Regions from separate parts of the Homo sapiens genome. Here region 2 is linked to region 1. The links are chromatin loops, found by intact Hi-C in ENCODE. Cell type or tissue: dorsolateral prefrontal cortex. All regions are shown on one strand. Each heading gives the region's core, and the rest is flanking DNA. Links, peaks and the distances in the headings are about the cores only. Region 1 overlaps PRICKLE2 (prickle planar cell polarity protein 2). Region 2 overlaps PRICKLE2 (prickle planar cell polarity protein 2).

What was found. A loop is a pair of places that touch in the nucleus more often than their neighbours do. Peaks named below come from ENCODE experiments on the same cell type or tissue, not always from the same donor. Only the 100,000 strongest peaks of a DNase experiment are listed, where the experiment ranks them.
Region 2: it touches region 1 in a loop (2.3-fold over the local background); 2 of 110 quality-filtered maps call a loop at or near these places.

Annotation. Positions count from the first base shown.
Region 1 is chr3:64,102,449-64,117,750 of GRCh38, forward strand. All of the region lies in intron 7 of PRICKLE2 (prickle planar cell polarity protein 2), which reads right to left. It overlaps PRICKLE2-AS1 (PRICKLE2 antisense RNA 1), which reads left to right. Exons shown (of 3, transcript NR_045697.1): 3 at 1-683. PRICKLE2-AS2 (PRICKLE2 antisense RNA 2) reads left to right here and starts at 1,022. Exons shown (of 4, transcript NR_046701.1): 1 at 1,022-1,056; 2 at 2,045-2,285; 3 at 3,271-3,447; 4 at 3,566-3,910. In dorsolateral prefrontal cortex, for the core only: no CTCF peak of the experiment used is centred there; a DNase peak (open chromatin) is centred at 7,203; H3K27ac peaks cover 475 bases.
Region 2 is chr3:64,202,183-64,217,484 of GRCh38, forward strand. All of the region lies in intron 1 of PRICKLE2 (prickle planar cell polarity protein 2), which reads right to left. Among named protein-coding and RNA genes, the nearest start is that of PRICKLE2, 16 kb to the right of the region's middle. In dorsolateral prefrontal cortex, for the core only: no CTCF peak of the experiment used is centred there; DNase peaks (open chromatin) are centred at 8,319 and 11,955; H3K4me3 peaks cover 1,226 bases; H3K27ac peaks cover 3,393 bases.

The sequences.
Region 1 (15,302 bases), core at 4,011-12,010:
CTAGGTTGTGTGCTCCTTACGAGAATCTCATGCCTGATGATCCATAACTGTCTCCCATTACCCCTAGATGGGACTGTCTAGTTGCAGGAAAACAAGCTCAGGTCTCCCACTGACTCTACCTTAAAGTGAGTTGTGTAATTATTTCAGTATATATTACAATGTAGTAATAATAGAAATAAAGTACATAATAAATGTAATGCACTTGAACCATCCCAAAGCCATCCCCACCCCCTGGCCCCAGTCTGTGGAAAAATTATCTTCCATAAAACCGGTCCCTGGTGCCAAAAAGGTTGGGGACTGCCTCTATAAAGGATAACTTTTGGTCAACTGAAAAAAAAATGGAACATGGGCAATAGATAAAAGTATTATGCTAAATTTACTGTGGTCAATTAATAATGGTGATAATGTGGGAGAAGATCTTTACTCTTGGGAAATATATATGGAAGGATATGGTGGTAAATGGCCCAGATGGATGCAATTTGCTCTCAAATGGTTTATAAATAAAATGTGTGTGTGTGTGCGTGTGTGTGCATGCATGTGAACATGAAAGAACAAATGTGGCAAAAGGTTAACAATGGATCAATCTACGTAAAGAGTACATTACAGGTGTTGTTTGTTCTATTTTTATAACTTTTTTTAAGTCTGAAATTATTTCCAAATAAAAAGTTTCTTTAACATTAGAATATATTCATCTGATATGATGGTTTTTAATTCTGAAGGAAATTTGGAAACATCTGGACACATTTTTGGTTGTCACTATTAGGATGGGATTCTCCTGGCGTCTAGTAGGTAGAGGCCAGAGATGTTGCTAAACATCCTACAGTGTGAAGGATGGCTTCCTTGCCTCCACACAGAATTTTCCAAACCAAACTGTCAACAGTCTCAGAAGAAACCCTGATAAAATGGAATATTACACAATAATGAGAACGAATAACTACACCCAAGAACATGGATGTATCTCATAGAAAATGCTTGGACATGCAAAAAGAATATGTGCTGTATGATTCCATTTATATGAAGTTCAAGAACAGGCTGAGGCTATCTATAGTGATACAGGTCAGGGCAGTGGGAGGAGGGGGTATGAAGAAGGCTTCTAGGGCACTGCAATTGTTCTATAACTAAATCTGGATGGTGGCTGTAAAACAATACACATGTGTAAAAATTCACTGAGATGTAGTTTTAATATTGGTTTGCTTTATTCTGTGTAAATTATATCTCAATAAAATGGAGTAAAAGTAAAGCAACGTTTGGCCAGGTGTGGTGGCTCATGCCTGTAATCCCAGCACTTTGGGAGGCCAAGGAGGGTGGACTGCTTGAGCTCAGGAGTTCAAGACAAACCTGGGCAACATGGTGAAACCCTGTCTCTACTAAAAATACAAAAATTAGCTGGGCATGGTGGTGCGTGCCTGTAGTCCCAGCTACTTGGGAGACTGAGGTGGCAGTATCACCTGAGCCCAGGAGGTGGAGGCTGCAGTGAGCCGAGATTGTGCAACTGTGCTCCAGCCTGGGCAACAGAGCGAGCCCCTGTCTCCAAAAAATAAACAAATAAATAAATAAAAAATAAAACAATGTTTGTTAAAGGGTCAAATTTTAACATTGGATATGCCTATAAAGAAATTAATCAGCTAAATATCATATACTCCAGTAATTTTTTGTTTCAATTTCGTTCCTGGGATAACTGTCAGGGCAATAGCAGCTGGGGCCTCCAATCGCTTGCTTACTCTGCTGCTTATCTCTTACATACAAATCATAAAAGCCGATTTACAACAGCCTAATCACTTCCAGAGCCTCCCCAATATGAAAGCAGAGAGGAGAGGATAACAACCTAAGATGATGAATGAGTGGTTTGAGTGGATGAACTCTAGTAAGAAAGGAAAGAAAACATCTTCAAACTCATGTCTAGAAACAAAAGGTGGACACAATGATCTTTGCAGGGCTTTCCAACCTAGCTCTTGAGTAGAATTAGGGTCAGCATAAATAACTTAGCAAATACTATTAATTCCCCAGCATGCTGTTTTCCCGAACCTGTCTTTCATAAGCCCAGAAGTGAAATGTTTTTGAGAGCATCCTGCTTGTGAACAGATTCCTATTTCCGTGAGGAGGTGACCTCGAAGAAGAGCAGCTTCTATTCTGCTGGGAGGTGTACTGCCTTCTGGTATCAGGCTTCTGCATCCCGGGAAAGCTCGGGATAACCTGAGGCACCCCCTTGAAAAACAAAAGAGCTTGATCAGAGCAGGAGGGTCCTGTTGCACAAGCCCAGCATCTACTATCAGTTTCACCTAAATGTAAGCCATTCATTCCCCTGGACTATGTGTGGGTGGGACTGGAAATACTACCTGCTCACTCTAGAGAGGAGAAATGCCTCTCTTCTGATTCATTAACTCAGATTTTCCTCCAGGGTCTTCTTGCATGCAGGGCATGAACAGAAAGGCCAATGTTGACCAAAGATGAGCAATAACTGTGTACTTGCCTCTAGAAAGGGTAGTTCTGTGGTTACTTTCATTACTGGCAAAATCTAGAATCCTTACGCAGACCTTAAGGCCCTACGTGACTTGGCTCTCTTCTCTTTCTCCAAGATAATCAACTAAACACTCCTCCTCGCTTAACTCTGCTTCAGCTGTGCTTACATTCCTCCCTGTCTCCCCAAACACAACAATAAGCTTATTCCAGCAGGCCTTGGAAAACTCTTCCCTTTGCATGCCTGACTTCTGTTTGTTAAAGTCCTCGTGTAGATGTCACCTCCTCAGCAGTGTCATTTCTGAACACTCCTTCTAAAGTAGCAAAGTTAGTTGTCTTCTGGCCAACCACTCACTATTGCACTTGACCCTTTTTTAAACTACTCACCCTGACTTATTAAGGTCATATGTAAGTTTGTAGCTGAATGAATCCCCTGGGAGCCAGGATCTTCTCCCTACTCTTCACTGTATTCTTGCAGAGCTAGCAGTGCCCAGTACCCTTTGGTGCTCAATACATACTCATGGAATAAACGTAAATGGATTCTCATGTTACCCACAGCTTGGAAAAAAGCAACCACCCTCCAACCTGGAGTGGGTCAGTGCTGTGATCCACATGGGTGGGATTCCAAACATCCAGAAAAAAATACCATGATCACACCTGTCAATCTCCATCTCTGGTGATTCATTATATAGCCCACCATCTGGGGTTTCTCCAATTTTAAAGTCAAAGTACACGTGATTTATAATGAGCTCCCTGCACTGCAGAAATGTTTTCTCCTTACTAATCACAGCTCTGTTGATGTGTTTAAATTAGCAGCTGATACTGTCCCCAAGATGGAACTGTACTGTCACAGGTCACACTCCAACTTGAGAAGCACTCCTTTCCCCTCTAACTACGAACAGAACTGGAGAGCTACTTTCTGGCTGGGTGACTTGGGGAAATTTGTAAACCTCTTGAGATGCATCAGTAAGATGGGCATAATGACAGGAAGTGAGTACTAAAGCTGTAGTGATGATTAGATGAGGAAAAATATATCTTTCCTTTTTAAGGTTCATCATGACTATGGTGCATCTGTGTAGTTGTTGTTTCATCTCTGTCTTCTTGACAGATCAGCAGCTCCAAGAGGGCAGAAACTGTGCTCCTGTTTGCTAGCCCTGACCTCATACCTGGTATTCAGTATGCAGGAAGAAGGTTTAGTAAGGCCTAAAATTCCCCAAGGAAAGAAAGCATGCCTCAAGACTGTGAATGCCCTCCAGACATTTACAACTCATACTGATGATTTAGCTCCCTTTCAGTAGGGTCTTTCCTATATTATTTATTATTTATGTGCTGGGGCAGAGACATGAAGAAAATGGAGCTGTTTAGAACAGGAGTTTGCAAACTGCAATGGCCAGTGAACCAAATCCAGCTCACCGCTCACTGCCTGTTTTTCTAAATAAAGTTGTATTGGAACACAACCACACCTATTCATTTGCATATTGTCGAGGGTTGCTTTCTGGAGTTGGGAGTTGTGACAGACTGTATGACCTGCAAAGACTCAAATATGTTACAGGCAAACAAATATCATTGAATGCATGATTGTATGGATTAATGAATTTGAGAAACAGGGCCTGATGCACTGATATCCACTTGAACGCCAGCCACTGTTGTAAATTATCTGTGCCTCCAAACCGTGGCTGGGATTCCTCCTCTACACAGACGAAGCTCAACTCTTCACTCCATTTGTCTGTGCTGAACACGACACAGTGTCAAAATAATGCAAATCAATAGAATCCAACCTAATGGGGCTCTAACATGCCCTTACTCTCCTGTAATAAACACATTTTTCTTTTCTTGTTGTTTAAGCCATGGGGTGTGTGTGTGTCTGTGTGTGCGTGCTCAAGCACATGTGTGATAGGGAGGTGGGAGCTGCAAGCTAAATTTGCCAGAGAACTCTGGCTGCAGCACATAGTCCAGGGCAGTATCAGTACCCCTACATCCTCTGGAGGATCTGGCAGAAGAATCCCACCTGATGGCAAGGAGACACAGATATCAGGTCATTTCCCTCTCAAGCAGAGCTCTGTTTTCTTAATTAACAGAGAGGGTTTTTCCCTGCCAAATAATGCAGGCTTTATGAGAGGTGCTCAGGGTGATGATAGAGTTAAACGCAGTGATTTATCCATATCCCAAGGGTCAGTGTGACTGGGAGCTACGCAAATGTCCATGCACCACAGGGGTGCAGGTTCCCTTAAGATCCTTGGCTGTGCTTCTACAAAGAGAGGTCAGCATCCAATTCAGCCTGTGGTTCTCTGTGGTTTAACTGCCAGCATGAAGGTGCATTTGGGGCATTCTATGGTACACTGGCATTTCTGTCTGAGAAATGTTTCCCTCTCTACAAATAGGAGGTCTCACAGAAACTGGCCTCTGCGAGAAAATCAATGTTCTTCAAAGAATGCTCAAGGTCTGATGGAACGGAAAGAAAATATTTGCTGGCTCCCCTCCCCCACATGTCTTTGTGGGCAAAATGTATGCATGCAAGTCCAGAAAGAAGAAAAAGACTAAGATTGAACGGCAGACTTTAGGCACATCTTTCTGTTCCTTATTTATTGTCCTGTCTTATCCCACTCCGCACCAGAAGACAGAGAGCTGTGTTTCTGCCAACTTCAAAGATACATTACCAGGCACGGTGGCTCACTCCTATAAGCCCAGCGCTTTGGGAAGCTGAGGTGGGAGGAGCTCCTGAGCCCAGGAGTATGAGACCAGCCCTGGAAACATACTAAGACCCCCTAACTACAAAAACAAAAAACAGAAAATTAGCCAGGCATAGTGGTGTGCACCTATAGTCCCAGCTACTGGGGAGGCTGAGGCAGTAGGATCACGGTTACAGTGAGCTATGATGACACCACTGCACTCCAGAGCCTTTCAAAAAATAACTTTTTTAAGCATTCATATTTCACATTTCTGTGCAGTAAAGGAAATAGTATCTATTCAACCATGTCCTCCAGACATTTACAACTTATACTGATGACGTAGCTCCCTTTCATTAGGGTCTTTCCTATATGATTTTTATTTTCTTTTTTGCTGAGATAGAAACATGGAGAAAATGGAATTGTTTAGAACAGCGGTTTGCAAACTACAGTGGCAATGGGCCAAATCCAGCTTACTGCCTGTTTTTGTAAATAAATTTGTATTCAAACACAACTACACCTATTCATTTGCATGTTGTTGGTGATTGCTTTCCAGATTTGGGGAGTTGTGACAGACTGTATGACCTGCAAAGCCTCAAATATTTACTTTCTGGCCCTTTATAGACACAGGTTGTCAACCTCTGGTTTAGCATGCTGCGGCAAGCCTGAACAGCCCCGAAGTCATGGGCGCTACACAGTTGAAGCCTCTCAGACCGTGCAAAAAGTGTCCCAAGGTACATATTTGTTTGTTTGAAGCATGTGTGGCGGTAGCTTGATCAGGTCCCTTGGGATCCTTTCTCCAACTAAGTCAATCGATTTCCTCAACATCCCGAACTTCAAATTGGCAACAGCTGGAGAGATACTGTCATCTGGGCAGTGGAGCTTAAACGCCACCACATGTTTCTTGGTGACAGGGCATGGAATGGCTCAAACAGAGTATGACAAAGAAGGCTGGGGGTGGGGACAGAAAGAGGAGAGTGGGACAATATGAATGCACTCGAAAGTGTGATCTGTGGACCAGCCACGATGCCATCCCTTGGGAGCTGGTTGCAGACTCTCAGGCCCTCACCGGACTTGCAGAATTCAAATCCACATTTGAACGAGATCCCTGGTGATTCTCATGTTCATGAGAGTTAGAGGAACACCAAGATGATGGGAGTTTCAAGGACGATTTTCTTTGCAACACAAGGGTGCTTCTACTCCAGGAAACAAGACCCTCACACTCTCAGAGACTCTAATTCAGGGTTTCCCAACCTCAGTACTACTGACATTTCGGGCTGGATAATTCTTTGTTTGGTGGGCTGTCCTGTGCACTTCAGGATGTTCAGCAGTATCTCTGGACTCTACCCACTAGATGCCAGTCACACATCCCTCTGGTTGTGACAGCCCCGAAATGTCTCCAAACAGTGCCAAATGTCCCTGGAGGGCAAAATCGCCCCCAACTGAGGACCGCTGCTCTAACAGATCCTGTCCTCCACCTGCTGCTTGACCATAGCCCAAGGGGAGCTCTGTTCCTGTCCACCCAGTTGTTGGAGTGAGTTAAACCTGCTCTACCCCATCCTGCAGACAGGAGCCTCGTCACGATGGGGGTTGCCGCTCCTTCTTTCTAGAGAAGGATTATCAGGGCTCTGCCTGGTTGGGTGTGGTATGTCCCCAAAACTGGGGAACTCTAAAAGTTATTTTCTCTCTAAACTCTTCTCAGAAAATTCACATTCCTTTCTCTCAGTGGCTATCAAGAACTCCCCAGTTAAGGCCTTTGCTGTCTAATTTTCCTGGCAGGTTTGAAGCTTTTGAAATCCTGAGTTTTTGATGTATCTCTTTTACTTCCTTACTCCAGCCACTGGCCTATCTAGCAGGTCTCAGGTGATCAGCAGATCACAAGTTGGCTTGCAGTCAGTTACACATCTGTCATCTGCTCTGGTGCTACCAGGATCAGTGCTGGTAGTCTAAGGAATGATTTCCTCTGCCAGCTGCACTGGGGAAGGGAAAGGGAAAGGGGAGGCCAAGCCCTGGGGCAGGGGTGGGGGAGGAGGGGAGTGTGCATAACTTCTTACTTCACACTCCCACCCCCAGGCTTGGCCTGCCTTCCCTCTCAGTCAGGCATGGGCTGTTTAGGCCCAAACTAAATAACAGCCTCTTTACAACCAGCTGCTTCCAAAGAGGGTCATGGACTGATCTTGGTTTTCCCAACAATAGCGGCTTTGTTTTTTAGCAGCATTCATTCTAGGGACTTGCCTTTGAACTGGAGGTTGGGGAGTGACAAGCATTATAATGGGACTAGAATCACTTCTCTGACAGACCCAGTACAGTTACAAGGACAAGTCAGATAAAAACTTGAGTGTGGATTGGAGGTTTCTTACCTTCTATCCCTTTCCTTGCTCATCCTATTAACTTCCGGATAAATCAGTGACCCCAATAAAGATGGAGTCAATTTTAACTAAAACCACTTGTAAAAGTGAAGGAGGAAACCAGGAAGGGACATCTTCCAGAATCATGTGGAGTCAGTTTTAACTAGTACCACTCAGCTCCATGGGGGATTCTGGTTGTATTGCCACAAAGCATATTGCTAATTGAAAGGATACACAACAAATTCAGACCAGTTGAAGATTTTTTTGCCAGAGTTTGCTCTGGGTTTACACTGACCCCATGCTGCTTTCTAGAACCCATTAGTCTGGGTCAACAAGCAGACCATGCTGTATTTACTTGGGAAACACTTGACTACAGGAGGACAAAAGCTAAATGGCTCCCAAGTGGTAGAGAGTGGGCAGCCAAGAACCTGGGGACCCACTGAGTTGCTTCAAAGATCTTTGACAAAGCCCTGCTATTGCCAGGCACTGGGAGCACAACTGTGAACAAGGCCCTTTAAGAGGACAACGTAGAAGGATATGACCTAGTGCAGGGAGAACAGATAACCAAGTCAGCATAGCAAGGTGACCGTTACAGATAATAATCACTAGGAAGGAAATAAAGGGGATGCTATGGCAGAGAATAAAGACTGGACCTACTTTGAGTGCTGGAAAAGAACTCTGTGTTGGTGATGACTATGGGGAGACCTAAAGGATGAGAAGGAGCCCACCCAGCCAAGGGCAGGGAAAAGTGTTCCAGGCAGAGGGAGCAAGAATATTTTGTACTAGAGAAGGTGCCACGAGCTCTAAGATGTAGCAGAGGGGCAATGACACTGGAACATTGTGAGCAAGGAGGACAGCAGCAGGAATGAGGCTCAGAAGGTGAAAAGGAGCCACACGGAGGTTCTTCCTAGTCCACTCTGGGTTTTAAAAGTGTCGGGAGGCTGAGGCAGGAGAATGGCGTGAATCCAGGAGGCGGAGCTTGCAGTAAGCCGAGATCGTGCCACTGCACTCCAGCCTGGGAGACAGACAGACTCCATCTCAAAAAAAAAAAAAAAAAAAAAAAAAGTGTCTTTCATGTGCTGCTGGCAAAATTATAAAAAGTAACTGAGAGGCAGCACAGGGGACTGGTGAAAGCATTGGCTTTGGAGTTCACCTTCCAGTTCTGTCCCTTGAAGCTGTGCCTTCTCAGGCAGGCCTGGACTCTTTTGTGCTCAGTTCCCTCATCTGTGAAATGGGAATAATCATACAACCTAAGGGAGAAGGTATTAAATGGGTTAAAACACAAAGTACTTAGAACAGTGCTGGTGCGGGGACACCAATGAAATGTTCAATCTTCTTACTGTCCTTTACTCCATATTTATCTGTCACTTTTAAAGCACTTTTACGCATGTTGTCATATATGAAATTGCTGGGCATTGTTATACAATCTTTCTAAGTGGGAAAAGGGAGTTTGGATGATTTGCCCAAGGTCATACAGAAGCTACTTGAGAACTCTTCTCCCACCTCCTGCCTTTTATTACTGTGAATACAAAAAGTAAAAGGAATGTGGCCAGAGTGCTAGCAGTCAGAGATTTGAGGGGGCAGGAGGCAGAGAGAAGTACAGATCCAGTGACACTCCCCAGCTTCTAACCAGCAGCTGCAATGAAAACAGTCCTTTTTATTAATGTATAGTTTTCTATTGTATAAATATGAATTACATGCAACAACATGGATGAATCTCATAAAGTAAAAGATACCAGATATAAAATAACATGTACAGTATATCCCATTTATAGAAAGTTAAAATCCACCCCAAATCATCTATGCTGTTAGATGTCAGAATAGTGCTTACTTTGGAGAGGAAGGAAGAGCAGCGGCTGGGAGGGGGCATGAGGGAGCTTCTAGGTTACTGGCACTGCCTATTGCTTGACTTGGGAGATGGTACCATCAGTGTAATAATTCACTGAGGTGTCACTTGTGATTTTTGCATATTTCTATTTGTTATACAGCTATATAATGTTTATGAGAAATTATAACTGAGAGGCAAGAATGCACTCATGACAATGTAAAAGGTAAACATGCAGAACTCACAATCCCCTATCCCAACACACACACACTTCCTCAACGGCACGTCTCATACACTAGACTTGTATGGCTGGCACACATGGTTCCACCTGGTGGCCAACACACTAAGCTTTTTTATTTAATCTCAAGGGTTAAATTTCCTTTTGCCTTTTTAAGTTGGGATACACCAGGACCTTTATCACCTATGCTCTTACCCTTGGCCAAATTTACACATTTATTATACCTGCCTGTCCACACCCCTCCTTTCCCCATTAGACATATGCATTTCCCACTGGTCTCAGCCAACTTGATGAGGTGGGTTAGATGTTTGGATAAAAGTGGTTTATGGATTTAAGAGGCAAAATACAATGTACTCCTTTAGGCTTGGGATCTTTGCTTCTCAAGATCTCCCTTCTCTACAGGTGGGGGTTGATAAAGTGCCATTTGTGGGACAGCAGTTCATGACCTCATGTACAACAGAACCAATTACTAGATTGGCTGACAGATGGATAAATGGGTACAATGGACAAGAAGATGGAATAATTTTTAAATGGATGGGTGTATGGTATGAAGGATAATAAAGGGTGGGGATAAATAAATGGAAGGATAACTGAATTAATCAATGAATGGGTGCAAATGTGATGTAGTTACAGGACAGACAAAGTTTTGGGCTCTCAAAAAAAGTTAACCTCCAAGTGGGACCTAATTAAACTAAAGAGCTTCTGCACAGCAAAATAAACTACCAACAGAGTAAATAGACAACCCACAGAATGGGAGGAAATATTTTCAAACTGTGCATCAGACAAGGCCTAATATACAGAATCTATAAAGAACTTAACTGAATAAGCAAAAAACAGCTCCATTAAAAAATGAGCAAAGGGGGAGAAGGCAAGATGGCTGACTAGACGGAGACAAGTGGAACAGCTCCCAAGGAGGGACTGAGATGACTGGCATGCTTTTAACAGATCTTCAGAAGGAGGGCACTGAGAATGGATGGAGGCAAGACATAGAAATCTGGGAACCCTGCATGGGCTACCCTGCAGCAGGACTCACTTTTGAACAACAACAGCTCAGGGGGAATGGGTGAGTTGAACTGGCAAGGAGCAACCTGCTCTTGTCACAGGCCTTGGGAACCCTAGAAGGAGGGGGACCCCTTGACCACCATGGACACTTGAGGTGGCAGGGAGGGCTGCTTAGGGAAGTGTTGGGGCAACAAGCCAGCTGATGTGTAGCCCAGAGGGTTTGCTGTGGGGGTGTCTGCAGTGCAGCACGGGCAGGGGTGGCCATTCCCCTAGACTCAACTTGTTCCCATAAGAGACTTTAGCCCTAGAAGAACTGTTGGACCTGATCGCTGAAGGGTGGTCTTGCACATCAGATGGGGCTGGTCTGACCTGTGCACCCCTTAGTCTGTTGGCCTCTTCTGGGGCCCCAGCCTGGCCACACCTGCTTAGAGGGCAGTCTTGGGTACCTTGGGGGCCCACAGCATAGCTTCTGTGCCAGTGAACCTTGCCTGACTGGTGGAGAAGTCCAGTGAGGTGTGGCCTATACAGCCATGCACATGCTCCCTCCCCATACTGCAGCTTCCCCGGGGCCCATGGCAATGCCCTACATCACTTTGCTGGCACATGTCTGCACAGATAGGTTTTGCTTTCCTTGCCCTGCCAGCACACTGGAGTGTAGTCTGCACCCACCCAGCCCCCAGCCACCACTGCAGATGGAGCTTTGGTGGGCATAAAGCCAGCAAGCCCTGCCCCTGCCAGCACCCTGCCCTTATACTAATACTGCACAGAGAACAGCGGACACCCCCACACCCTCAGGGATCACTCCTGCTTGCAGGGCACAGAGAAGGCACCCAAACCTGCCCCAGCCAGCACCCTGCCCCAAGCCAATACCATATCCAGTACAACCACACACATAATCTCCAGCAGGGGCCCCCCACTCCACCCAGCTATGCTGCCTCTGTCATTGTGGTGAACACCCACAGGGAGGTAGGCACCCCTGCATCTGCTAGCACTGTTACAGCTGCCACACCTTGGCACCTCCAGTGCAGTGGACTCCAAATGTCGCAGAGCCAGATAACAAAGCTGGGGCCCAATACAAGTCCCCCAGAGTAAGAGCACAGTCTAGCAGTTGGGAGCTGGGTGTTGGCCCCCTAAAATCTCCCCAAAATGAAGCCAGTCAGCTGAATCCATCTCATACCAAAATCAAACCCTCAAAGTCATCAAATAGGATTAAGAAAAAAAAAAAAACCATGCAAAGGTCAGCAACCTCAAAGATTGAAGGTAGATAAGCCCACAAATTTGAGAAAGAATCAGGGCAAGAATGCTGAAAATACGAAAAGCCAGAGTGCCTTCTTTCCTCCAAACAACCGCATCACCTTTCCAGCAAGGAATCATAACTGGGCTGAGGCTAAGATAGCTAAAATAACAGAAATGAAATTCAGAATATGGATAGGAATGAAGATCATTGAGCTCAGTACACTGAAACCCAATGCAAGGAAGCTAAAAATGATGATAAAACAATGCAGGAGCTGACAGACAAAATAGCCAATATAGAGAAAAACATAACTGACCTTAGAGAGCTAAAAAAACCCATTACAAGAATTTCACAACACAATCACAAGTATTAATAGAATAGAGTAACTGGAGAAAAGAATCTCAGAGCTTGAAGACTGGCTTTTTGAAATAAGACAGGCAGACAAGAATAGAAAAAAAAAAGAATGAAAAGGAATAAACAAAACCTTTGAGAAATATGGGATTATGTAAAGGGACCAAATCTATGACTGATTGGTGTCCTTGAAAGAGATGGGGAGAATGGAACCAACTTAGTAAACATACTTCAAGATATCATTCATGAGAACTTCCCCAACCTAGCTAGAGAGGCCAACATTCTTAAGATACTTCAAAAGAAGATTATCCCCAGTACACATAATCATAAGATTTTCTGAGGTCAAAATAAAAGAAAAAAATGTTAAAGGCAGCTAGAGGGAAAGATCAGGTCATCTACAAAAGGAAGCCCATCAGACTGACAGCAGACTTCTCAGCTGAAACCCTGTAAGCCAGAAAAGAATGGGGGCCAATATTCAACATTCTTAAAGAAAAGAAATTCCAACCCAGAATTTCATATCCGGCCAAACTAAGATTCATAAGCAAAGGAGAAATAAGATCCTTTTCAGACAAGCAAATGCTGAGGGAATTTGTTCCCACTAGACCTGCCTTACAAGAGCTCCTGAAGGAAGTACTTAATTTGCAAAGGAAAGACCATTACCAGCCTCTGTAAAAACACACTGAAGTACCCAGACCAGTGTCACTGTAAAGAAACTACATAAACAAGTTTGCAAAATAACCAGCTAACATAATGATGACAGGATTAAATCTACACATATCAGTACTAACCTTAAATGTAAATGGGCTGAATGACCCAATTAAAAGACACAGTGTGGCAAGCTGCATGAAGAACCAAGACCCATTATTATGCTGTCTTCAAGAGACCCATCTCCCATGCAGACACACACAGGCTCAAAATAAAGAGATAGAGAAAAACCTACCAAGCAAATGGAAAACAGAAAAAAGCAGGAGTTGCAATCCTAGTTTCTGACAAAACAGAGTTTAAGCCAACAAAGATCAAAAAAGACAAAGAAGGGCATTATGTAATGGTAAAGGGTGGAATTCAGCAAGAAAATCTCACTATCCTAAATATATATGTTCCCAACACAGGAGCACCCAGATTCAAAAAGCAAGTTCTTAGAGACCTTCAAAGAGATTTAGACTCCCACACAATAATAGTGGCAGGATTTACAGCCCCACTGACAATATTAGACAGATCATCAAGAAAAAATTAACAAAGATGTTCAGGACCTGAACTCCGCTCTGGATCAAGCAGACCTGATAGATATCTATAGAACTCTCCACCCAAAAAAACAGAATACACATTCTTCTCATCACCACATGGCATATATTCTAAAATAGATCACACAATCAGAAGTAAAATTCTCCTCATCAAATGCAAAAGAACTGAAATCATAACAAACAATCTCTCAGACCACAGCACAATCAAATTAGAAATCAAGACTAAGAAATTCACTCAAAACCATACAATTACATGGAAATTGGATAACCTGCTGCTGAATGACTTTTGGGTAAATAATGAAATTAAGGCAGAAATGAAGAAGTACTTAGAAAGTAATGACAACAAAGATACAACATATCAGAATCTTTGGGATGCAGCTAAGGCAGTGTTAAGCAGGAAACTTATAGCACTGAAATGTTCACATCAAAAAGTTAGAAAGATCTCAAGTTAACAACTTAATATAAAAACTAAAAGAACTAGAGAATCAAGTGCAAAGAAATCCCAAAACTAGCCGAAGACACAAAATAATCAAAATTAGGGCTGAACTGAAGGAGACTGAGACACAAAAAAGCCATTCAAAAGATCAATGAATCCAGGAGCTGGTTTTCTTGAAAAAAATAATAAAATAGATAGACCACTAGCTAGACTAATAAGAAAAGAGAGAAGATTAAAATAAACACAATCAGAAATGACAAGAAGGATATTATCACTTACCCTACAGAAATATAAACAACCATCAGAGAATATTATGAACACCTCTATGTACATAAACTAGAAAATCTAGGAGAAATGGATAAATGTCTGGACACATACACCCTTCCAAGAATGAACCAGGAAGAAATTGAATCCCTGAACAGACCAATAATGAGCTCTGAAATTGAGGCAGTAATAAATAGCCTACCAACCAAAAAAAGCCCAGGATCAGATGGATTCACAGCTGAATTCTGTCAGGTGTCCAAAGAAGAGCTGGTATCATTCCTACTGAAACTATTCCAAAACACTGAGGAGGAGTGACTCCTCCCTAACTTATTCTATGAGGCCAGCATCATCCTGATACCAAAACCTGGTAGAGATACAACAACAACAACAAAAAGTCAGGCCAACATCCTTGATGAACATTGATGCAAAAATTCTTAAAAAATTACTGGCAACCCGAATCCAGCAGCACATCAAAAAGCTTATCCACCACAAACAAGTAGACTTTATTTATCCTTGGGAACAAGTTTGATTCATCATATGTAAATCAATAAATGTGATGCCTCACATAAACAGAACTAAAGACGAAAACCATATGATTATCACAATAGATGTGGAAAAGGATTTTGATAAAATTCAACATCTTCTCATGTAAAAAACTTTCAATAAACTAGGTACTTAATGAACATACCTCAAAATAATAAGAGCCATCCATGACAAACCCATAGCCACCACCATACTGAATGGGCAAAAGCTGGAAGCATTCCCTTGAAAACCAGCATAAGACAAGGATGCCCTCTCTCACCAGTCCTATTCAACATAGTATTAGGAGTCCTGGCCAGGGCAATCAGGCAAGAGAAAGAAATAAAAGGCACTCCAAATAGGAAGAGGGAAAGTCAAATCATCCCTGTTTGCAGATGACATGATCCTATATCTAAAACATCCCACAGTCCCAGCCCACAAGCTTCTTAAATTGATAAACAACTTCAGCAAAGTCTCAGGATCAAAAATCAATGTGGAAAAATCACTAGCATTCCTATATACCAACAATAGTCAAGCCAAAAGCCAGATCGGAAATGAACTCCCATTCACAATTGCCACAAAAAGAATACATTACCTAGGAATACAGCTGACTAGGGAGGTGAAAGATCTCTACATGGAGAACTTCAAACCACTGTTCAAATAAATTAGAGATGACACAAACAAGTGAAAACACATTCCATGCTCATTGACAGGAAGAATC
Region 2 (15,302 bases), core at 4,441-12,440, 100 kb after region 1:
TTTTGTTCTTCTCTTAAAAAACTGTTTTGGCTCTTCTTCATCCCTTGCATTTGCATTCATAAAATATGAATTTTAGGATTAGTTTGTCAATTTGTGCAAAAAAAAGCCAACTAGAGTTTTGATAGAGATACACTGACTTTGTAGATCAATTTATTAATCTGAAGAGTATTGCCATTTTAATGATATTAAGTCTGCCAATCCATGAACACAGGCTACCTTTCCATTTACTTCAATCTAATTTCTTTCAATTATATTTTGTGGTTTTTAGGCACAAGGCTTGCACTTCTTTTAAGTTTATTCTTAAGTATTTTATTCTTTTTGATGCTACTGTAATTAGAATTGTTCTCAATTTCACTTTCAGGTAGTTATTGTATAGAAACATAAATGATATTTATATTGATGTTAAATCATACAATCTTGCTAAAATCATTTATTAGTTGTATTAGTTTAGGTACTTGTGTGCGTGTGTGTGTGTGTGTGTGTGTGTGTGTATTCTTTAGAATTTTCTATATATAAGACCATATCATGTGCAAATAGAGAGTTTTACTTTTTCCTTTTTAATCTGATGTCTTTTATTTCTTTATCATATCTTATTGCCCTGGTTAGAACCTCCAGTACAATGTTCAACAGAAGTAGCAAGGGTGGACATCTTTGTTGTGTTCTTGATCTTAAGGGAAAGCACCAGTCTTTCAGCATTAAGTATTATGTTAGCCATGAGTTATTTGTACATGCTCTTTATCAGGTAGAGGAAGTTCTCTTCTATGCTAGTTTGTTGTTTTTACCACAAAAGGGTGTTGGAGTTTGTCAAATGCATTTTCTGCATCTATCAAGATGATTAGTTATTTTATGTCTTTATTCTATTAATGTGTTGTGCCTAAATTTCAACATAAAAATGTACTTGAAGAAACGAAATCAGTTTAGTCTAACCAAACTGATTTTGGCTTGTCAGATTCCCCCACTTTCTGCTTCTCATCAAATCAGAAATATACACCAGACAGAATGCACACCTTGGATCTCGTTTGCATCTCCAACTCAAAGAAGTTCCATCCAAACCCTGGTTGTTGCTTTTAAAAATAGTCAGAGCTCATTTGAATAGTAACTCTTTAATTAATCAGCTACTGCACAATGGTCAGGTCTGTTGGGAAGCAGTCAGTTTATTTCTCCAAGAAATTTTTATGCCAGTTTATGACTTAAGGAAAAACAAGTTTCAATGTGTTTAAGTAAGTTGACTAAGCTCTTTGGTGACTAATGCTTTTTACTAGAAAGTCATACTTGAACATCAAAATGTAGAAAACTTTTACCAAATTCAGTCCCAAAATATCCACCAATTAAACTCATTTATTCACATACTAATTATGCAGGGAAGAGCACACTAATGCCGGATGGACATGATTTAACGAACTGAGGATCCAGGAGAAGGAATAAAGATAACAAGAAAACAAAGGAGGAGTGCAGAATCAGATCCAGAATGAGCATCGACAAGTAGAAGGATAAACAGAAAAGAGACGATGGGGAGGGCTGAGGCCCCATGTGGTCATTCAACAAATAACTCGAGGTGGATGGATCACTTGAGGCCAGGAGTTCGAGACCAGCCTGGCCAAATGGTGAAACCATGTCTCCACTAAAAATACAAAAAAAAAAAAACATCAGCTGGGCATGGTGGTGGGCACTTGTAGTCCCAGCTACTCAGGAGGTGGAGGCACGAGAACCGCTTGAACCCAGGAGGTGGAGGTTGCAGTGAGCCCAGATCGCATCACTACACTCCAGCCTGGGTGACAGAGCGAGATGCTGTCTCAACACACACACACACACATACACTCTAAAACAAAAACAAAACAACAACAACAACAACAAAAACCCAAATAACTATCAAGCACTTACCACGTACCAAGGCCTGCTCTAGGTACTTGGGTACCCAACCAAGACAAAGATCCCTGCCCTCTTGGCCTACGTTCTCAGAGGGGAGAAACATACAATACACATAACAAGCCTTTCAATCACAAAGTATGTTAAAGGCAGCAAGTGCTACTGAAAACCAGAAAGAAGCAGGATATGGGAGGTCAGGATGGGGAGGGGACATATACCGAGCCATATGCCTGGCATTTAAGTTGCTTTATACCTTACATACATGATCCTAGACTCTTCCATCAGTCCTCCAGGAAAGGAAATATTATCTCCACTTCCCACGGAAGAAAACAAAGGCCCAGAGTGGTTAAGTGGCTTGTAAGCAGTTAAGCAACTGAACTATTCAGAGCAGTTGATCAACCCTAAATAGTGAGCAGAACATGGACTCAAAGTAGGCTCTAACTGACCACTGAAGCAAAAAGTTACTTATAGAAAATCTATCTGATTCCAACCACAGAATACCCTTTTACTTCTGAACAACAACAACAACAACAACAAAAAACCTCACACACACGCAAAAGCAAAACCAAGGAGGGGGGAAGAAAAGGAAAAAAAAAACCAAAACCCTAAATAGTAACTCAAAGCCACAAGGACCTTATCTGTTTTCCATGCTAGCTGCCCGCCTTCCACTTCTCATTTATAATTAACTGGCACTCCCGTGGCAAGACATTTTTCTTTGTAAAGAATTTTCAACCTTTGAGTGATTCCATGACAACCTTTGGTAATGGCTAATTTAATAACCTCCATGTATAAATTGGGAACCCAAGGCCCAGACCCTCAGAAGGGGGCAGAGGGTCAGAAGTGATGCTAAGAGGATTTCTCTTCATTCCTGCATCTCTCCCCCTTTGGCAAAATGCACACAGCAACACCCAACAGCTCTCTTTCAACACACTGATTAAAGCTTTTAACCTGAATGAAACATATTCGGAAGTGTGTGGGGAAATATATGATTTGGCTTTTTTTTTAAATAGACATTTATGAAAATAGAACCTGCTAGCAAAGCAGGATTTCGTTAAAAAAAAAAAAAAACATACAAAGGGTGCATTGGCTTCATTCTGTCAGAGTTGACATTCTATCTGCACATAATTGGGTTTGTGAATGACAGGTTTCTGAGGAATAAGGCATGATTTAGAGAGAGGAGATTCTGCATTCTCCTCTACCCCAAAACAACCTCTGCAAATCCTCTACCCCAAAGTTGCAGCATTAAATCATGGCTTCCGTATCTCAGCAGCCATAATTAGCCCTTTCATGGCATACACAGTATTGTCAGGCGGAGACCCTCTCTTTAACTATCTCCAAGTAGCTTGGTCATCTGCACCAGTGGCCGTTATCATTTGGAAAATGACTAACAATCTATACCAATTAACTTGCCTGCCATTACTTGAAAGGATTCATCATGAGTAGACTGGGGACAGGGTTGGTGGCAGGAATACTTATCCTTGAGATTTTGACAGGTTATTTACAACACCGAACCCTGAACCACAAGGTCTTGTTTTATGTGAGAAGTGATAGGATGAAGGCAAAAAAGGGATCTTCCTTTAGAACATGATTTTTGACAAGTTCAAGTAGCAAATTGTAGAAATTGAGATTCGAATGGGATTGCAAACATCATTAAGCCTGTTTTTTACTTTTCTGTTTCTTTTATTCCCCCCCGCTTCTTAATAAGAGGAAAATACATTTTGTAAAAGAATTCATAAGTGGAAACTCAAAACAGAAAACAGGGCTGCCCAAGTTGATGTGGAGAAGAAGACTATGAGCCCAACTTCTCCTAAGCTCAACCTCCTCCCCAAACTCCAGGCACATTCATGGCCTTGAAATTCTCAAGGTTCCAAAGCCACAAGGCTAAAAACCACCATATTTCCTAGACTCCACGAAGTCATTTCTAGCATGTGCCAAAATATGAAGTAGGTGCTTGGTAATTTGCTAGATGGAAAGAAGAAAAAATATAGAGGCTATTAACGGCTTTTAAGAAATAAATAATTCCTAATCATGAAACTCTTAGATAAATAATAATTCTAGTTGTGAGAAACTGTATATCTGGTTGCCAAGACATTACATGGAGATGCATGGGGAATAGTAGGATGTCCCAGTGACTATAATTGGATAGGTCTGAGGCAGGCTCAGGAATGTGCATTTTCACCAGTGTGCCTGGTGATTGTGATGCAGCCGGTCCTCCAAGCACAGCTCAAGGCCACTCTTCTGTAGTAGCCTCCTAGTCAGAAAGGAGTGCCGTAGAGTGTGGTTTAAAAACAGGTGTGGGTTTTACCAATATAATCGATGGTCTCAGCAACTCTGGGCAATGTACATTTTCAAACTGTCCCAAAGAATCTATGCCAGCCCTTCCTTGCCACCATGTCTTAACCTCTTGCATCACTAGGCCCTCCTGCCACTCAGCTGGGTACCCAGTGGGGTGTGAAAAGGCACTGGTGAAAGGCAAGACTACATCAGACATGAGAATAGTGTCTCTTGTTGCTAGCCCTGCCATCTGTCTTGACTTCCACCTCCCCTGTGGTGTGGGCTCCTCTGTCCCAAGTCCATGGCTAGATCAGGTTCAGGCCACTTTCATGCACAGGGACAAGGGGCAGACTGCTTAAAGAGTGGTTCAGCCCCAGTACAAACCAAGTGACTGACAAGGAATGCACAACATAGGATTCAACATGGCTATGCCCAAGGCAGGCAAGGCCAGAGGTGGGAAAACACACTTTTGTTTAAAACAAGGGCTAAAATAACCCAAAGCTCTCCATTGCTTTTTGCTAAATAACAGATGTATCCTAGGTATTTAAATTCTTCCATGACTCTAGCTCACTAAAGGCAAAAGAACACATTTTTTTGAGACAGGGTCTGCTCTGTCACCCAGGCTGGAGGGCAGTGGTGTGATCATGGCTCACTGCAGCCTCGACCTCCTGGGCTCAAGCAATCCTCCCATCTCAGCCTCCTGAGAAGCTGGGACTAAAGGCACATGCCACAATGCCCAGCTAATTTTTGTATTTGTTGTAGATATGAGGTTTCACCATGTTACCCAGGCTGGTCTCGAACTCCTGGGCTCAAGCAATCCTCCTGACTCAGCCTTCCAAAGTGCTGGGATTACAGGCATGAGTCACTGTGCCCAGCTCTCTTTTCATTCTTAATAAGAAAAAAAGAGGAAAACATTTTCCTCCTTATTATACTTATTATAAAGTTATTACTTCCTTATCCTTAAAAAGCAATATACAACTATACAACTAATGTAGAAAAAATCAGAAACTACAGATAAGAAGTAAGAGTAAAAAATTTTCAAAACACTCACAATCCCAAAGATAATCACCATTAAACAGAAACAGCTGCTGGTCCTCTTTTCCCTTAGTGTTAAGAAACTGGAGACCAGACTTCATTCTACGTGTTCCTCATCAGCCAGAGCCAGGGGATAAGACTCTGGCCGGTAACGACAAGACATGAGCCAGAGCCACCCACACATGCACACACAACACTCTCAGCAAATAGATGTGCATTATTCAATCCAGATAAGCGGGTCTGTTCTGAACTGGTGCCCTGCAGCAGGATCAACAATCCACTTATGTAATGTAAAAGATACCTCCAACGTGGGAATTACATATAACATATACTTACGGGTATCACAGAGTTAAAAGTTAGGTCCCTTCGATAAAAAAAAAATCTGACAACCAGATTTCACTAGCTATCAACTTGCAATTTTCTGTGCAAGTGGAGAGAGATGCGGCACGGATAATTTAAAACCACTAAGACTTGGCTTTGAATTGTGTCTTTGTACGCTAGTCATATAACCTCCAATGCTGCGATAACTTACATCACTTCAAACCATATAATAGATCTCTGGGAAAGGCTGACGCAGGAGGAGCTGGGCAGCGGCCTGACTTACTCCATCTGCTCTGTAGCCCATTTTCCCTGAGTTTCCAATGAAAGCATCAACTCTTCACATGCACGCACAACACCAGCCTAAAATGAACCAAACATTCTTCTCAAGTGTACTGCCCTTTAGTAACACCTCCGTCAGGTTTTAGGAGGGAATTAGGTGTCTGGGTAAAGAGAGCTTTTTCTAGACTGCAGGCTGCCTAGAAAAGGTAAGCAAATGAAAGGACAGTGGCTGTTGTTAGCAAGAAAGGCATTCCCCGGTTGTGTTTCACTGAGTCTGTAAGAACTGGAAGCAAGGTCTGCCTGCCCTAAGATATTGCTGAGATAATCCTGCCTTGAACAGGTCAGAGTTGTTAAAATTGAGCTATCACAAAAAGCACAAGCAACGCTCCTCAAGAACTGTATGGATCATGTGACCCCCACACAGGGCTTCAGCTCCTACCTTATACATCCCTCGCAAAAGGGGTAAGCGGAGAGTCAGAACGCCAGAAAGGAAGGAAGAAAATATATTCGTAGAGGCTGGCCTGAAATCAAATGGGAATGTTCCAAGAGGTAAAAATCTGCTCCAAAAGATCAAGGCCTCCAGGTGGCAGGTGTGACCTCCAGGCTCTGACTCCTGTTGCTCTAGCTCAACCTGTGCTTTGACTGAGGATGGCAGGTGAGGGGTGAACAGAGCAGCTATGTTCTACTGTTAACACAACTGCTCATACTTGTGAAGGTTTATAATATTCAATAATTTTCACTTAATTTATCTCATTTCTCTCTCAGCAGTCCTATAAAGTTGGCATTTTTATCCATTTCACAGATATAAAAATTTAGCTGATAAACTCATAAGTGACTTGACTGAAGTTAAGGACCTATGTCATCTGACTCTAAAACCAGTGCTTTCTCCTACCTTGTTTTAGGTACAGTGTCAAAATATTCCTTCTCTTATTCCATCCATATCCATCCATCTACCTGTCCATCCATCCACCCATCTATCCATCCATTCATATCCGAACATACATCCATATCTATCCATCCATCCACCCATCTATCTATTCATTCATATCCATACATACATCCCATAAATACATCCATATCTATCCATCCATCCACCTGTCTATCCATTCATTCATATCCTTAAATACATACATATCTATCCATCCATCCACCCATCTATTCATTCATATCCATACATACATACACATCTATCCACCTATCCACCCATCTATCGATCCATTCATATCCATACATACATCCCATAAATACATCCATATCTATCCATCCATTCACCCATCTATCCATTCATTCATACCCATAAATACAGCCATATCTATCCACCTATCCACCCATCTATCCATCCATTCATGTCCATACATACATCCATATTTATCTATCCATCCACCTATCTATCCATTCATTTATATCCGTACATACATCCATATCTACCCATCCATCCATCCACCCATCTATCCATTCATTCATATCCATAAATACATCCATATCTATCAATCCATCTACCCATCCATTCATATCCATACATACAACTATATCTATCCATCTATCCATCCATTCATATCTGTAAATACATCCACATCTATCCATCCATCCACCCATCTATCCATCCATTCATATCCATACATACATCCATACCTATCCATCCAGCCAACCAACCTACCAACCAACCAACTGCCCACCCACTCACCCACCAACATTGACTGAGCAGCTACTGTGTGTTAGGCACTGCACTAAGATGCTGGGCACACGACAGTCATTAAGACAGACAACATGCCTGCCTTCGTGGAGCTTTGAACCAAGTGAGGAAGACACTCAACAGTTAAGTAAACAAACAGATAAACCTGCCATTTACAGATTGTGATAAGTGTTATGACAGAAATAGGGAAATCAGAAAGAGAGGAACTGAGGATGGGTGAGGACGGGCCTCCCACTGAAGTGACATTTGAGTTGTGATGAGAAGACTATGAGGCAGATATGAGAAAAATCAGAGTACGAGTTTTCCCGGCAGAGAAGAAGTGAGCACACAGGTCCTGAGGTGGGGAAGAGCACTGTGTGAGTCATTCTCAGAAGGTGATATTGTGGCCTCCCTCCTCCTCCACCACTGTCTAGATTAATGACAGTGACCAAACTGGCTGGGCCACTGCCTGTCCCAAAGCCCAAGCACAGATGTGAAATTCAGGGGACGGTGCCATTTTAGTGGGTGTAGGAAACTTCGCGTCCTCCCTAACCCGTTTCTCCTTGGAATTTCTATATCCCTCTGTCTTGATACCCAGACGTCAGCATATCCTGTTATTTGCAGTCTTACTGGCTCCTTAACTCCCTGCCCCTAGCCACAATACTTTGTTTTTCCCCTTTTTTGGCAAACACTCAGTCTGAATGAGGGACCCAGGCATGAACCTTGACACTTGCCATGTCTGGGAGCAAGATTTCTATCTCTGTGAGAAAGGAAAAATGGTTTCCTAATAAACACAGAAGCTCAAGGGCGGAGACTGTGACGGGGCCAGCTGGGTATGAGGCTGGTGTGTGCTGAGTGCCAAGACCACACTGCCTGGTCCTATCCAACTCCCTCCCTTCCGGCTGGGCTCCAGCGGCTCTGGCCATCTGCACCAAGAAGTGCTTCTCTCTCCCAGGGGTTGCTGAAGTTGGTACAGGGTAATTTTCAGGGGCAGTTGTTTCCTCTTTTTAATATGCCAATTCATGCTTCAATGAAGAATTATATGCAGTGCCTTACTTTAGACTAATTTATCTTGTAACTTTTGAGCAGTGGAAATTCCTTCCCTTTTAAAAATAAGCCTCCTGGGTGACTTTGCTTGGAAACATATAATTTAAAGATCTCTTACTGTATTTTGATTTGCAGAAATGATGCCTCAGTCATTGAGGGGCAGTATCTTAGATTGGTTTTCCCCAGAATCAGACTCTTGGAAGGTATCTGAATCTTGTGGGAGAAGATCCCAAAAAGGCCTGACAGGGAACAGAAGAATGAAAGTGGGGAAGGGTAGGATGCCAATAGAGTGTAAGTTAATGAACAGGTAGCAGCTTTGAGCAACCAGAACTCATTTCAGCTGAGGACCTCTGGGAGACAGTACAGAACATTCCTCAGATACATTCCCCTTGAGAGTCAAGGAAGTAGGGGTACTTATCAACCAACTCTCAACAGCCATTGGTTGAAGACCACTCCTTGGTGCTCTTTGCCCTCTCCCACAGGCAAGACAAGCAGGCTCAACCAACAAGGTAGAGTTTCTACAGAAGCAGGAACCATGAGTCCAAAAGGCGGAACAGAGGCAATGCCGAAATACTTGTGGCAGTCAACTTCATTTATTAAACAATAATTCACTGAAAATTTACTGTGTACCATGCATTGTGGTAGGTGTTGCAAGGAGTTAAAAAAATAAAAAGGAGTTTCTATCTGACACAATGATACAGCCAGAAATAGCTAGACCATAAATTTCAAAGTGGAGAGTTCTTGTGAAAAAGATATTTAAAAGAATGTTCTTGTTCTGAAGAGAAAGATGCTGAAATGTATACAGATAAGGGATGATGTTTGCAATTTATTCTCAGATGGTTCAACAAAAATGATATGTGTATATGCCTGTGTGTGTGGAAAGAGAGAGGAACAGAGGGAGAGAATAAGCAGCACAAATGTGGCAAAATATTAACAGAAAAATCTAGAAGGGTGTTTGGGAGTTTGTTATACTATTCTTGTAACTTTGATCTAACCTTGCAATTTTACAAAATAAAAAGTTTTAAAACAAAGAAAGTGGTTGGTACTGCGACTCTTTTGTTAGGCCATCATTAATGTGTTAGCCACTGTGCTACAGAAGGTTCCTGGTTAACAACAGATCAGGGAAGGCCTGCTTGAGGAAGCTGGACCCAAAGGTTACTGAGTAGGAGAGGTTTCTAGGAAAAAAGATAATGAAAAAGTAGTCCTAACAGGTGAATAAAGTCATGGCAGGGGGAGAGAACATGCTGTCACTGAGATGTTGACAGGAGTCTAGGATGGTAACAAGATGGCAGCTGGGAAGGAGTTTTGGCTTTATTTTAAAAGCGTTCACAAGCCAGTGAGGAATCTGCCTACCAAGCACATAGAGAGCTAATTCAACTTCGTGATGAGTAGACGGAGTGAGCCCTCAAAGGAGAAGAGCTTGGCCACTGATGGTGTCTCCATGGCAACACTACTACCTGCATCCCCACATCACTGTATCCCTGTGCAAGGCTGTGGGGTATCTAGAAAAGCTCCGATTTCCTCAGCTGCCTGTCAGACCTGCTGTTCTGCAAAGAATAAACCATGGTAGATAGAGTTGGTTACTCCTTCTAGATATATTTCTCCACTTCACTTTGTCTACATGCCACCTGTGATTTTATGGCATGCACACTTTTGCTTCATTGGACATTTATCAGAGCAAGTTCTAAGAGCCCCTCCTTTCCAGATAAATCCTTTGGGGGACCAATTTCTGAGGAAATGAATGAAAACTGAATTCTAACACACCTCATCTCCAAACTTCAAGGCAAGGATCAGAAGACTCCACAAAACACCTCTTCGTTTGCTTTTCTCTTCCATGCCACCTGCTGAAGTACTTGTTTAGTCTCTACCTTCTTTGTGGACGAGGTTGGCTAAACTTATACAGACAAGATCTGAGGCATAAAATATTCCCTAAGTACTTAAAGGCAGTATACCACAGTGGGTTAGGATCTTAGATTCTGTGGTTACCATAACTTGGGCTCAAATCCTAACTTCACTGAGTTGCCACTAGGATTTAACAACTTAATATATACAACATTCTTGGTATAATGAAACTTGACTATGTGCCAGTGTGCTAGGTCCTACCCTATGTCTAGGGATACAAAGTCAAACAAACAAACAAACAAAAGTATTTAGGGTTCTTGTTCTCTAGAAGTCAACCTAGACCCTACTAATCTATTTCCAGCTAGGATGGAAAGAGATCAATGGAAAACAGACGGGTGGTGAACAATTCATTTTGATAAATCTTAGCAAATCCTTAGTGTACACTTAAAGGTGTGCTGGACTGAGCAAGGTAATTTCATTATTATCCCTACCAAAGGATTATGTATCCTTGACCAAGTTTTTAATCCTTCAAGGTCATACTAATGACTGTTTTTTGTTCTTTTTTTTTTTTTTTTGAGATGGAATTTTTCTTTTGTTGCCCAAGCTGGAGTGCAATGGCGCAATCTCGGCTCACTGCAACCTCCGCTTCCCGGGTTCAAGCAATTCTCCTGCCTCAGCCTTCCACCATCTAGCTGAGATTACAGGCATGTGCCACCATGCCCAGCTAATTTTTTATATCTCATAGAGATGGGGTTTCACCATGTTGGCCCGGCTGGTCTCGAACTCCTGACCTCAGGTAATCCACCCGCCTTGGCCTCCCAAAGTGTTGGGATTAAAGGGGTGAGCCACCGTGCCCGGCCATGACTTTCTTTTCATACCAAGTTGCAATAAGGCAGACAGGTTAGACAGTAAATTAATGACCTGTCGGATGAATCAAGGACTTTAGAGTTACCAAGCCCTTTCATTTCATGTAACTTTTGAATTGCCAATAATCTCTACAAGGTTAGTCAGAAGAGCAGGGGTTCTTTATAGATGAAGAAAGTGAAGTTCAGAGAAGCCAAGTACTGTGGTTACTACTGAATGCTGGAGGTATCTGGAACCCCAAGTTTACTCATTTTCCCCTGAGCCCAGGGGCATAAGGTCAGTTTGGCTTCATTTTGGGGGTGTGATTTCTCCAACTTTTTTCAGAAAACATTTTCTGAGTATGTGCCAAGCTCTGTGTCAAACGCTTTCCACGCTTTTCTTATTAATCCTCAAACCACACTATGAGAAGAAAATTATTGTTATCCTTCTCATGTTACAGATAGGACAACCAAGGCTCAACGAGTTTGTGGAACTTACCCAAAGCCCTTCACCAAACACCTGAATACCTTTTGGCAGCCCCTCCAGACTGGCTGCACTGGTCCCTTAATCCATGTAAAACAAGATGTGCTTTTTCCCCTGTTCACAGAGAGGCCCCCAAATCACTGGCAAGTCATAGGAAATTCTTAAGTGGCTGCTTATTAATAACATTTTCAGTTTATATTAGGCCGCCTTTCATCCAGGGGAACTGGGCCAGCTCCATGCACAGAGAACCACAGAAATTCAGCCATCTCTGGTATGGACGTGAGCCAGCTGGCAGCGGAATCCCTCAGGGGCTTGGCTTGTGGTGATTCTGGCAATGGTCACACCCTTCAAAACTTGACAGGGGCCCTTTAATATCTGTGCTGAAGTGCTGGAGGGAAAAACTTCCCAGAAATCCATGTTGCTCAGCAAAGGAGGCCAGAGGCTCCGGACGACCCCAGTGGACTTGCGAAACAAGAGAATCGAGCGATTGGAGGTTTACCAGACACCAATGCTGGATGTAAAGCCCCTCAATTCAGATTGAGTTAGACACAACAGGGAAAGACATTATTTTCAGGAGAGACCTGGCTTTAGTCAAGTCCGAAGAAAGAAACAAAACAAACAAAATTCTCAGGGTTTTCTACAGGAGGGACAGGCAGCAAAAGTGAGATGCTGATTTCCCTGATTTGAGCTGGATCTATGGAAAGGTTTTTGTGGTTTTGTTCTGAGCTACAACTCGCTTCCTCATTCTTACAGCAGTGAAAGGAAGGAGGAAAGTACACAGAAAGAAAATATCATTTCCTGGTTTCATGATTTTTTGGAAAGAAGCCCTTGATGAATTGGATTCACATGTCTACAGGAGTAAGGTTTTGAAAATATTAAAAAATTTGTTTTACTCCGATTTGACAAGGTGCTGGTTGAAGGATGTACCCCTCCTCCATCCCAGCCCCCGCACTGCGTCCCAAGCCTGCTAGATGTAGCAACGCCTACACACTTTTAGCATAGTTGACGAAACGAACAAGGAGGAGCCGGGACCGTGGACTTCCTTGGTGCACGGGATGAGTCTTAGTCATTTATTCATTATCTCTTTTTACCACCTCTATCTTTACTATCCTACTCCAACTCACCATTACCTCCTGCTTGAGCTACTACAATAGCCTACTTCTTAATTTCCTGCCTCCATGCCTGCCCTTCTAGAATCTAATTTCCACCACCGTTTGTTTTTTAAACAATGATGATAACACTCAGCTCTCCTGCTTAAAATGTGCCATTAACTTCTGACAACAGTGAGAATGAAGCACAAACTCCTTAACCATAGCCTACAAGACCCTATATAACCTGGTCTGTTCCTCTCTCCCCAAATTTATTTTGTTCTACTCTATTCCCCATCTTGTTCCAGCCTCAGCAGTCTTTATTTGTCCTTTGAATTTGCCAAGGCTTTCCCTCTCTTAGGATCTTTGCAGCAGCTGCTCCTCGGCCCAAAACACCCTTCCCTCAGTACTTCAGGAGCTGGTCTGCTTTTCACTATTCCCATCATCAACCAAAGACATCTTTTCCTTAACATCAGACGCCATTTTATTTGTTGGTGTGTCTAAAATACCTTTTCCCATTGTAATGTAAATTTTAAAATCCTTTATCTAGAATAATAAGCATTCAATAAGTAGCTCTTTGAAATTTTGACTAATACTTAGTCTGAAATCTAACTGCAACCAGTGAGCTACTAACAAGATATGACCAAAGCGTAAATTTTATTTTTCATATTTATTTTTTTACAATAACTGAAAATGTATATTGCTACAATGATGTCAAAAATGTAGAATGTGATTCAACTACATGACGAGTAGTGTTTGGCCAAGATCACATTAAAGAAAGACTGCCTTTGTCCTCAATTAAATGAAAGTATGCAAAAGCTTAAGATGAGGTAGAGAAAAATATATTACAGCTGACAATGTACCATAACTATAGTGTAGTAATTTAATTCTGTTACTGTACTGCAAAATGTCAAGTATTTGAAAGAACGCCTCAAGTACAGAAATACTGAAAAACTCTGGCCTAGCACACAGCAAATGTTCAAAAGGTTGTTAAACTGTTGAGTGAACAATAAAAACTATCTGAGAGATAGAAGGAACAAGAACTCCTATGGCCTTGGCATCTGAGACCACGACCGTCAATTTACTCATCTACAGAATGGAAGAAAATCAGGTAACTCTCTCCTTCTAGCTCCGCAGGGTTTAACATTAGCTCCTGGGTAATCATGTAGAAAAATGCTGCATTTCTCTGGGCTATCTGCTCTGGGGCAGAAAAACATTATTTTTTCCAGTCTCACATTAACCTGTAGAGATTTCTCTGGATGAGTTTACAACAACCTACCAGCCAACTTAGCAGTTTTAAACCTTTCGGGTGACTTGATGCCCTTAAAATCTGATGAAAGCTGGGATCCTCTCCCTTAAAAAATGGACATATGCACATTCACAGAAAATTTTGCATTAAATTTCAGAAAGTTCATCAATTCTGTCCAGTCCTTTGCTGTCCAGGGATCCTAAGCTAAAAACATCTGGTTTGGAAAACTGGTTAAGTGCAAAAGACCGGCTGTGATATTTTAAACTACCCACAGGGCCAAAGTCAGCGCCTTACATCTCGCAGATGCTCAATTGCTATTTCTCACTCTCTGTAACATTCTTTTAAAAATTCAAAATAGCACATGATATCATAGTTACCATTTAGGATGCTGCATCTTAGCAATTCAGTGGTGCAGGATTTAAAACCATTTTTAAGCATTACAAGGGCAAACAACGTGAGTGTTTAGGCAGCTGGTTAGGCAGCCAAACTGACACAGTGAAAAGAAGGCAGGTTCAAGCTTTCTGATCAGTCAGGCCCTGTGATTATGCTGCTTTCTACTTATTCCCCTTTCAGAAGCCAGTCTAGCAAGAATCGAAGCTCCTGTTGAGAGAGGAGCACGTGAATTCTTTGCTGTGCATTTTCACCCTCCTTCCTAATGAGGCAGGCACTTCGGAGTGGCCCAACCTCCACAGGATGCAAGGGTGGGGGTGTCATCTTTCCAGTCCGTGGCAAGCTTCTAGTCTTGACAGGCTTTCCTGGCAACTTCTGAGATGATGAACTCAAAAGCAAGTAATAGACTCAGGCAGCGATTTAAATGAAGTTCTGACTCTTGCTGGATAAGCTGTCAGGGGAAGGGGAGAGCTGTAGCTGAGGGCTATGCAGTTGCTGTGCCAGGAGCACGCACTTCATATCCCCTGACTACCTAACCAATGGCTGGACTGCCAGGAGGATGCCTACAGAAAACAGCCCCTTGTAAAGGAGGTATTCCTCTGACAGCATCACAGCAGGAGACCTGGAGAAAGACCCTACATCACTGGTACTGAAAAGGGACAGGAGCCCTAAGGTATTAATCAGAATAAAAGGATGTATATTACAGAGAAAGAAAGAAAAAAAGACTATTAAAACTTTAATTTACCAAAAATTAAACTTTCTTTTTAATTTGTATAAATTTAGGGGGTACAAGTGCAGTTTTGATACATGGATATACTGCATAGTGATGAAGTCTGGGCTTTTAGTATATCCATCACGTAAATAGTGTACATTGTACCCATTAAGTAATTAACTAAAACTTTCAGTAAGCCTG